2 separate regions of the Homo sapiens genome follow, and region 2 is linked to region 1. A link is an interaction called in ENCODE POLR2A ChIA-PET data of the cell type or tissue named here. Cell type or tissue: A673. All regions are shown on one strand. Region 1 overlaps TENT4B (terminal nucleotidyltransferase 4B). Region 2 overlaps HEATR3 (HEAT repeat containing 3).

The links. ChIA-PET counts read pairs that join two places held together with the same protein. Peaks named below come from ENCODE experiments on the same cell type or tissue, not always from the same donor. Only the 100,000 strongest peaks of a DNase experiment are listed, where the experiment ranks them.
Region 2: POLR2A ChIA-PET joins it to region 1 with 7 read pairs; 7 of 35 experiments call an interaction of 5 or more read pairs at or near these places.

Annotation. Positions count from the first base shown.
Region 1 is chr16:50,200,519-50,205,518 of GRCh38, reverse strand. The region is part of intron 1 of TENT4B (terminal nucleotidyltransferase 4B); the gene reads right to left. Among named protein-coding and RNA genes, the nearest start is that of TENT4B, 50 kb to the right of the region's middle. In A673, no CTCF peak of the experiment used is centred here; a DNase peak (open chromatin) is centred at 2,398; H3K4me3 peaks cover 612 bases; H3K27ac peaks cover 2,965 bases.
Region 2 is chr16:50,091,789-50,096,788 of GRCh38, reverse strand. HEATR3 (HEAT repeat containing 3) reads right to left here. Exons shown (of 15, transcript NM_182922.4): 12 at 1,996-2,084. Among named protein-coding and RNA genes, the nearest start is that of HEATR3-AS1, 28 kb to the right of the region's middle. In A673, no CTCF peak of the experiment used is centred here; a DNase peak (open chromatin) is centred at 3,028; H3K27ac peaks cover 681 bases.

The DNA.
Region 1 (5,000 bases):
GTTCCTATTTGCATTGCAAGTTTTCTGGAAGGAGAACTGTTAACAGATATTACCTTAGGGACAGGGACTTTTGCCCAGTGGAGGGCACAGGCAGGAGAGTTAGGAAGACTTTAACTTATTTTTGTATCTTTCTGTACTATTATAATTTTTTTTAAAAAATCAGCATGTATTTGTCCACTTTTGAAACAGAGATTATTGTCTGCTTGATGAGATTATAGTCCAGGAGATTTGTTGTCACCTTTATATTTTCCCATGTGAAAAATATGGTTGTGAGTATGCATGTTCCACCCACTAACCAGCCCTCTGCCCGCCCCACACAGAACAGGGTCTATATACGATACTGTTAACAGTGATCACATCCGAAGAGGGACTGGGGGGGTCATTTTAAGAAAAATGCATACATGTTAATTACCACTGTATATTTTTAAAACAAGAACTTCATCATAAAAAAATTCATTAAAGAAAACACAAAGCAGAAACACTTAAATTACTCTAATAATCTAGCCTTGCAGACACACTTCGAAAGAGGGTGATATGGGCCGGCTGTGGAAGGAGCTCAGTGGTCAGCCTGTGGGCAATACTGACAGCTGGGGACACAGAAGACCTCCAAACCCAGGAATGCAGTGACAGCACACACCAGTACATTTTGCAAAGTTTCTGCATGCCCAGTGCAGTGTGTGTGGTGAGTTTCTGCTAGTGTCTGGCCCATCCTTTCTGGGATTATTTATATACTCAAACGCGTTGCAAGGCAAATTTCTGGAAGAATACACAAAAACTGCTAGCAGGACTTTCCTCTGGGGTGGAATAGAGGTCTGAATTTGCATGATTTTGTACTGTTTGATTTTCTTCAAGCCTGCCTAGACACCAAGAGAAGCGAGTGACTCAAGGCCCTGGGGTGATGGCAGGGCAATCTGGGTGACATCTTCAGGAGACTGCAGATGGATCTTTACCAAGAAACTCATGCACACATCCAGCCTCCTCCTATACTTGCAGCTACCAGCTAGACATCCCTACAAAGATGTCACCTCGAACTAAACAAGTCCAAAACACAACTGCTTGTCATTCTCTTAAACCTATTCCTACTCCTGTGTTTTCTTCCCTGAGTTACTGTTTCCTTGAGTGGAAACTTCAGTCTTCCTTGGTTCACCTTTCTTCATCTACGGAGCCAAGAGGTTTCCAAATCCTTGTTCCCAAAACCAAAAAACAAAACACTTCCAAATCAGACCCTGCCCCTCCACCTTCCCTGACCGTGCTCTGAGTTCAAGTCTTTTTCTCTCTCAGTAGAACACTATGGCAGCCTCCAAACTGGTCTCCCTACTATGAGCCTCTCCCTTTTCCAGGCCATTGCTGCATGATTACTGAAGTCCCCTTCCTTAGCCTATCTGTGTCACTTCCAACCTCCTTATGGTAACACTGCCTACCTTTCTAGCCTCACTCCCAAGAGCTTCCGAGCCCTCTTCTACGACAGCCCCACAGAACTGGACCAGGGCACGCCTTGCTTTTTCAAGAATCACCTTCTCACTCAGCTCAAATATTAGCTCCTCTGTAAAATTCCCAGAGGCAGAATGACTTCAGAGCCTCCTGGGGGCTCCTGGAGCATGGCAGACCAGGCCTACCCGTGGCAGAGCAGTCAGGCTTACAGGCCTCCCTATTCAGACTCAACTCTTCCTGCTTCGGGCTCTGTGTGCCCAGATGCAGGACTCAACACAGAGAAGCACCTCCTTAGGGAGGGACCTTCTGTTCACAGGGGGACATCTACCCACCCCAATGTCCACAGAGTCTCAAAAGGGACATGATGTTCCTTAAAATGAGCTCCGAACCAGAATCCAAGAAAATGGATGCTCACACAGTGTGGCTGAGAACTGACAAAACCAGAAGGAGGACAATTTGACCCAAGAACTATAGATGTCCGCTGTCCTTAAAGAAGGCAATTACACCTTTCAGAATGTAGGCAAAGGAAGTCTGCATGTGCACAGAGATAGGTCGATAAGAAAATATTCACAATGAACATGTAATTTTCTTTAAAAAGCCAAGGTTTACAAGTGGAATGCCTAATGGCTTTCAATTTTAAAGTTTACACAACGTGCCTACCTTCTACAGTACTGATAACAATACAAGGTCACTTGAAAAAGGCCATGCCTAAATAGGAAGCTCTCCAGTTCCAAAGCAGAAAGACAAAAAGCCCTCTCTCTCCTCTATTTGTGGACAAGAAACTCATTCCCTCCCCTAAATAATTTGTACCATCTCCCAAGATTTAAAAAAAACAAGAGAGAAAATACAGATGATGACATACAGATTTAAATACAGAAATAAAGATTTAAAAGGAAAAAGAAGAGCCCATATATCTTACTTTTATGAATGCTGCAGGCATTTACAACAGTGAATCATGGCTAAGGAATGCCATATTTGCTATGGCAACCCTTCCTTGGTTAGGACATGAGAGTAAAAGTACAGGGAATGGATACTCGTCTATGTGTCCTAAATTACAGTTTTCATTTTTTTCTTCTTTTAAGAGGTACTCGTGCCTGCTTTCCTAGAAATTAGAGCATTCCTTTTAAATGCCACTGCCAGTTGCACTCAATTTCTGGACTACAGTTTTTTAGGCCAATGTTTCAGAAGGATGGTTTTTCAGTTGATTTCCTCTTGGTCCCTTCCCACTTTGCTGCTATGAAAAGAGATAATGAAAACCACGCGATTCTCCCCAGGCCTCTTTCTTTTGCCACCCAGCCTTACTACTACTTTCAATTGATTATAAAGAGAGAACAAGAAAAGAAATCATTACCCAAGAGTTGCTTTATCTAATTTGGGTCAAAAATTCTTTCCCCTTCCAATAAAATTTCTGAATTACCCAAACTACTCTTGAGTAGTTCTAACCAAATTTGGGCAAAGTTAGGAAGCTTAAAGAAGAACGGTTGATGGTATTCCCTAAGATCAAGGATCTTGAAACTAAAGCTTGATTAATAAATGTATTCCTCAAATGGGAAATCCTCAAATATCTGAGTGAAGAAAAAAAACAAAGCACAAATAAACAAAGTTTAATCTTTCCTTAGCTACAAGGTCCAAATGCCAATAAAAAGTTTGTTATATTCTTAAATATTAATAATGAAATATGGATGTGTTTAACCCACATAATCCCAATACCAAAACTTCATTTATGTATTCATTTGTTGTTTACCTTTAGTGGAAGGGCTGGTGTTTAAGAATAGATACTGCTCTGTTAAAAATACAACCATTTGTAACATCTTTCCCTATGTTACAGTACAGGTAAAAGAAGCACAGAACTACCAAAGGGGCACCTTACATTCAAGGACTCCTACATATGAAAATTCCAGTATCCAAAACATACTAGTGGTGATTATTTGCTCAATAAATAATTTATATTAAATAGGACAAGCTCCCACACGTATTTCAAATGTTTTAACTATTAGTAGTGGTTACTTGGATAATGAAACTGAAAACAAGACTAATTTGGAGAAAAGATATCACAACTTTCTTTTTCTGCACTGTTGAAATCTTTTGGCTAAGTGCTGGTATTTTTTTTTTTTCTTTAGGGACGATGTCTCACTATGTTGTCTAGGCTGGTCTCAAACTCCTGAGCTCAAGCAATCTGAGCACCTCAGCCTCCCAAAGTGCTAGGGTTACAGGTGTGCACCACTGTATCCAGCCCGCTTTTTTTTTTTTTTTTTTTAAATAGAGTATCCCTCTTTCACCCAGGCTGGAATACAGTGGCTCACTCCAACCTCTGCCTCCAGGGTCCAAGTGATTCTCATGTCTCAGCCTCCCCAGCAGCTGAAATTACAGGTGCGCACTACCACATCCAGCTAATTTTTGTATTTTTGGTAGAGATGGGGTTTCGCCATGTTCGCCAGGCTGGTCTTGAACTCCTGACCACAAGAGATCTACCTGCCTTGGCTTCCCAAAGTGCTGGGATTATAGGTGTGAGCCACCTCAGCCAGCCACTGCTGGCATTTTTTTTTTTCTTGAGACAGAGTCTTGCTCTATCGCCAAGGTTGGAGTGCAGTGGCGCGATCTCGGCTCACTGCAACCTCTGCCTCCCAGGTTCAATCGATTCTCATGCCTCAGCCTCCTAAGTAGCTGGGATTACTGACATGCGCCACCACGCCCAGCTAATTTTTGTATTTTTAGTAGAGACAGCGTTTCACCATGTTGGCCAGGCTGGTCTCAAACTCCTGACCTCAGGAGATCCACCTGCCTCAGCCTCCCAAAGTGCTAGGATTACAGGCGTGAGCCACCGCATCCAGCCCAGGGCTGGTATTTTTAAAAGCAAAAAAACAAAACCAAATTGATTCACAAAGAATCCATTTACATATTCACCAAAAACATAATGTGTACAAATGTAGACTGACTTTTATGAGGTCCTATATTTTTTCAAAATTAACAAATAAAAAATAAATTCTGAGCTAGGCTAAGTGGCTCAGGCCTATAATCAGCACTTTGGGAGGCTGAGGGCTGGAAGATTGCCTGAGGCCAGGAGTTCAAGACCACCTGGGTAACATGGCGAGATCCCACCTCTACAAAAAAAAACTCTTTTAAATTAGCAGGGCATGGTGGTGTGTGCCTATAGTCCCAGCTACTCGGAAGGCTGAGGCAAGAGGATTGCTTGAGGCTGGGAGAAGTTGAGGCTGCAGTGAGCCATGTTCATGCCACTGCACTCTAGCCTGGGCAACAGAGTGAGAACTTGTCTCAATAAAAAAAAAAAATAAAAAACACAAAAATAAAGCAAAAGGCAGGTATTCAAAATAGACAAAGAACTCATGATATTCAACAATAAGAAAATGAACCCATTTTTTAAAATGGGCAGAAGACCTAAACAAAGGCCTCACTAAAGAAGATACATAGATGAGAAGTAAACATATTAAAAAGATGCTCAATGTCATATATCATTGATTAAAACAAGTGAGACAGCATTATATACCTAATAGAATATTCAAAATCCAGAACACTGACAACACCAAATGCTGGTGAGGATGTGCAACAAC
Region 2 (5,000 bases), 110 kb after region 1:
CTCCCTCTGTCGCCCAGGCTGGAGTGCAGTGGTGCAATCTCAGCTCACTGCAACCTCCACCTCCCAGTTCAAGCAATTCTCCCTGCCTCAGCCTTCCAAGTAGCTGGGATTACAGGTGCCTGCCACCATGCCCGGCTGATTTTTGTATTTTTTGTAGAGATAGGGTTTCGCCACGTTGGCCAGGCTGATCTTGAACTCCAGACCTTACGTGGTCCACTGGCCTTGGCCTCCCAAAGTGCTGGGATTACAGGCGTGAGCCACTGCAGCTGGCCTGAACTGTATACTTTAAATGGATAAACTGCATGGTATGTGAATCAAATCTCAGTAAAATTTTTTTTAGAGATAATAAGAGACCAAAATATCAACCAAAAGCAACACATGAACCTTGCTTAGATCCTGATTTGAACAAGCCAACTGTTAAAAGACGTTTTTTTCTTTTTCTGTTTTTTTTTTTTTTTTTTTTTGAGACGGAGTCTTGCTCTATCGCCTAGGCTGGAGTGCAGTGGCATGATCTTGGCTCACTGCAACTTCCGCCTCCCAGGTTCAAGTGATTCTCCTGCCACAGCCTCCCAAGTAGCTGGGATTATAGGAGTGCGCCACCATGCCCAGCTAACTTTTGTATTTTTAGTAGAGACGGGGTTTCACCATGTTGGCCAGGCTGGTCTTGACTTCCTGACCTCAGGTGATCTGCCCGCCTCAGCCTCCCAAAGTGCTGGGATTACAGGTGTGAGCCACCGTGCCTGGCCATGTTAAAATACATTTTTAAGGCAATCTGGGAAAACTGAACTTAGACTGCAGCTGGGAAAACTGAACTCAGAGTGCAAACCAAAGGATAATAAGAAATATCCGTTAATTTGGAGCCTTGGGGTAATGGTACTGGGGTTAAGATTTTTAAAAATTTATTTTTCTGTCAGACATGCATACTGAACTACATAATAAAATATTGATGGGTCTAATATGATTTGCTTTAAAATACTCCAGGAAACAAAAATAAGGACCCAGTGAGATGAATGAAACCATGTCACAAGAATGACAGGACGCTAATAACCTGCTGAGGCTTGGCGACGGTGCATGCAGGCTCATAGGGTTATCTCTGCTTTGGACATGGTAGCGCACACCTGTAATCCCAGCTACTTGGGAGGCTGAGGTGGGAGGATTGAATCCAGGAGACTAGCCTGGGCAACACAGTAAGACCCCGTCTCAAAAAACAAAGCAACATTATTATCTCTGCTTTTAGGAATGTTTAAAAGTCTCCTTAGTAAAAAGTAGCAAAAGTGGTAAGGCACCTATGGGAGATGAAGTGCACATGGATTGCTGTGAAGGGTCAGGAGGGCATGCTTGCAAAGTCTGTAATGAAATGTTAAAAAAAAAAAAAAAAAAAAAGCTGGGTACGGTGGTTCACGCCTGTCATCCCAGCACTTTAGGAGGCCAAGGTGGGTGGATCACTTGAGGTCAGGCATTTAAGACCAGCCTGGCCACACGGCAAAACCCCGTCTCTACTAAAAATACAAAAATTTTGTGGTGACGCATGCCTGTAATCCCATTTACTTGGGTGGCTGAGGCACGAGAATCACTTGAACCCAGGAGGCAGAGGTTGCAGTGAGCTGAGATCATGCCACTGCACTCCAGCCTGGGCGACAGAGGAAGACTCTGTCTCAAAAAAAAAAAAGATTTAAAAAAAAGACCAATGATAGAGAAATTATTTACAACATATCTATCAATTAAGTTGTATTGATTAAAAAGCACTTGTTTTGCTAGTAAGCCTATATATTAAAAAATTTAAAAAATTAAATTAAAAGCACCTGTGTGTTGCTGATGGTAGGGAGCAGAAAGATATTACTTTTTATTTTAATCACTTTTGTTTTATTTTTTACAAAGATCACATATTATTCTTGTAACAGAAATATGTATTTTTTAAAATAGTGAAGTAATGAATTTTGCCTCCATAATACACAATCTTTACAAGTTTCATACAAAAAATTTTAAAACTCTTACCTGGGAAATGTTCTTGGAGGCCATTGTTTGCAAAAGGGCCCTCAAAGCACTACTTATGGCTTCTAGAAAGTCAACATGTTTAGCAAAATCTAAAACACAAAAATGAAATATAAAATTTGCATTTCTCCAAGATAGGCTATTTTGTAGAAGCAACAAACAAAACAAAGCATGCTAAATGTTAATAAATGCTATTCTTAATAAAACAAACAAACAAAAAAAAACCCTCGATATTTAAGCCAAAATATTTAGTTAACAGCCCCCTGTACACTCTATACCTAAGTCTGAAAGATGATCGTGGTTAAAATAATCACAGCAAGGAGGTGTTCTACAGACAGTCCTTGACTTCCAGACACTGGGTTTTCATTTGACTCACACTTCAGCACATAATAAACCTAAGCTAGCTTTTGCAGACTGAATTCTGTCATTCATAGATCTCCATCAGGGTGCTGGGTAGAACTACCTTTGGTGGAGTCAGAATGCTTCCTTGCCAACCCAAGCCCACTGCTTAGCCACACACTGTTGCTTGTGCAGAGCCAGGACATGATGGCACCATCACTTTAACTGACCCAGCATCCCCTTCCCACTCCTACTCCTTATTCGCACACTTTTCTTATTGTCCCTTCTTCCCACACGGGACAAACAGAACACCAGCAGTAAGCCATTATGCTGGCACAGGCACGTGCAAGGGACAGTGAGGGTCACCCAGGGGAGTTGGCTCCTTAACCTCTTTGATGGGAAGAGATTTGCTTGGTGTGGTAGACTGTATTTTCTAAAAATGGCCATGGCAATATTTCAAGTCCTGTGTGATCTTCAAGAACCTTGCCACTTCCCATAAAGATGTGAAATCTACTTCTCCTTTCCTTAAATCAGGGTGGGACTTTGTGACTTCTTCAACCAACAGAATACAAAGTGACGGGCTAGGTCACAAAAGGCAGTATGACTTCCAGCCCTGACGCATGTGTGCATGCTCTTTTTTCTCTCGACTTCCGCCCTGGGAACCCAGCCATCCTGTTATGAGGAAGCCTGCGTCACATGAAGAGGTCACTGTGGGTGTTCTTCCTGACAACCCCTGCACCAACTGCCAGACACGTGAGTGAACAAGACTTCGGATGATTCCAGCCCATACTCTGCGAGTCTTCCAGCAGAGGCCCTAGACTAGTATTTCTCAGCCTCTGCACTACTGACATTTTGGACCAGATAATTCTTCATTTTATGTGTGCGCAGGGGTCTCCTGGGCACCGTAGGATGTGAAGGAACATTCCTGGCCTCAACCCTCTAGACACCAGTTGCAATTTCCAAGTTGTAAAACCAAAAATACCTCCAGACGTTGCCAAATGTCCCCAGGTGGGAGGTGGGAGGGGATAAGTGGCCATGGTTGAGAACCACTGGCCTAGACATTGTGGAATAGGAAAAAGCCATCTCCACTGTGCCCTGTCTAAATTCTTGACCAAAGGAAACTTCGAGAAATAATAAATGATTGTTGTTGTTGTTAAGTCACAGAGTTTTGGAATAACTTGTTACGTAGCAATAGATACACTCACTTCCTGCCCCACAGTTCCTGGGACTTATACCATTCCGATCCCCCACTTTTAGGTTACCCGGGTAGAAGAGAGGCAGCTTCTGTTCAAATTCTAATCCCGGCTGATTGTATTTTTTGGCTCTTTCATTTTCAGATATGTATTATGTACCAAAATAGGGGATTTCCCGTAATGATCACAGAATAATAGGAGAGCTTTACACACTCAGCCCTAGGATAGAGAGCTGCCTTTGACATAATTATGTGACTCCTCCTGCCTTCATTTTAGTCTTGGCTCAAATGTTACCTCCTCACAGAGGCCTTTCCACACTAACTGGCCTAGTGTAACGCCTCATATCATTCTGCTTTTACTTTTTTCTTCATAGCTAATATCACATAAAACATTTATTTATACTAGAATGCAAACTCCACGAACATATTGACCTGGCCTATCTTGTTCACGCCTGCATCCCTACCATCTAGAACAGTGTATGACATAAAGCATTCAATAAATACAAGCTAAAAGAATGACCTTGGGCCGGGCGCGGTGGCTCACGCCTGTAATCCCAGCACTTTGGGAGGCCAAGGTGGGCCGATCATGAGGTCAGGAGATCAAGACCATCCCTGGCTAACACGGTGAAACCCCGTCTCTACTAAAAATGCAAAAAAAAAAATTAGCCAGGCGTGGTGGCGGGCGCCTGTAGTCCCAGCTACTAAGGAGGCTGAGGCAGGAGAATGGCATGAACCCGGGAGGCGGAGCTTGCAGTGAGCCGAGATCGCGCCACTGCACTCCAGCCTGGGCGACAGAGCCAGACTCGTCTCAGGAAAAAAAAAAAAAAAAGAAAAAAGAAAAAAAAAAGAATGACCTGGAAGAGGTTCCTTAACCTCTCAGCTAAGGTTCCTAAATCTCAGCTTCCTCAGCAGGACAATGAAGTAACAAGGGCTGTCTCATAAAACGTGGTACCTAACAGGCACTCAAAAATCAGAGTGAAGTTGTTAATAGCCTGGACCTCCCGGGCTCAAGCAATCAGCTCCTGCCTCAGCCTCCCGAGTAGCTGGGACCACAGGCACGTGCCACCACGTCCAGCTAATTTTTCTTGTATTTGTAGAGACAGGGTCTCATCATATGTACAGGCTGGTCTCAAACTCTTGAGCTCAAGCAATCCACCCGCCTCAGCATCCCAAAGTGCTGGGATTACAGGTGTGCACCACTCCGTCCAGCCAATTTGTTGCTATTAAACTTCAAAAAGTTACCATATTGACTGCAAAGTGTATATATGATTAAAGCTCTAGGTATAGCCCTATAAAATTATGAATTTATAGATTTATGAATTGCACACAAAGAGGTGATTCAATGTCTTTACTCTCAACAACTTTGAACGATATTTTTTTTTTTTTTTTTTTGAGACAGAGTCTCGCTCTGTTGCCCAGGCTGGAGTGCAGTGGTGCGATCTTGGCTCACTGCAAGCTCCGCCTCCCAGGTTCATGC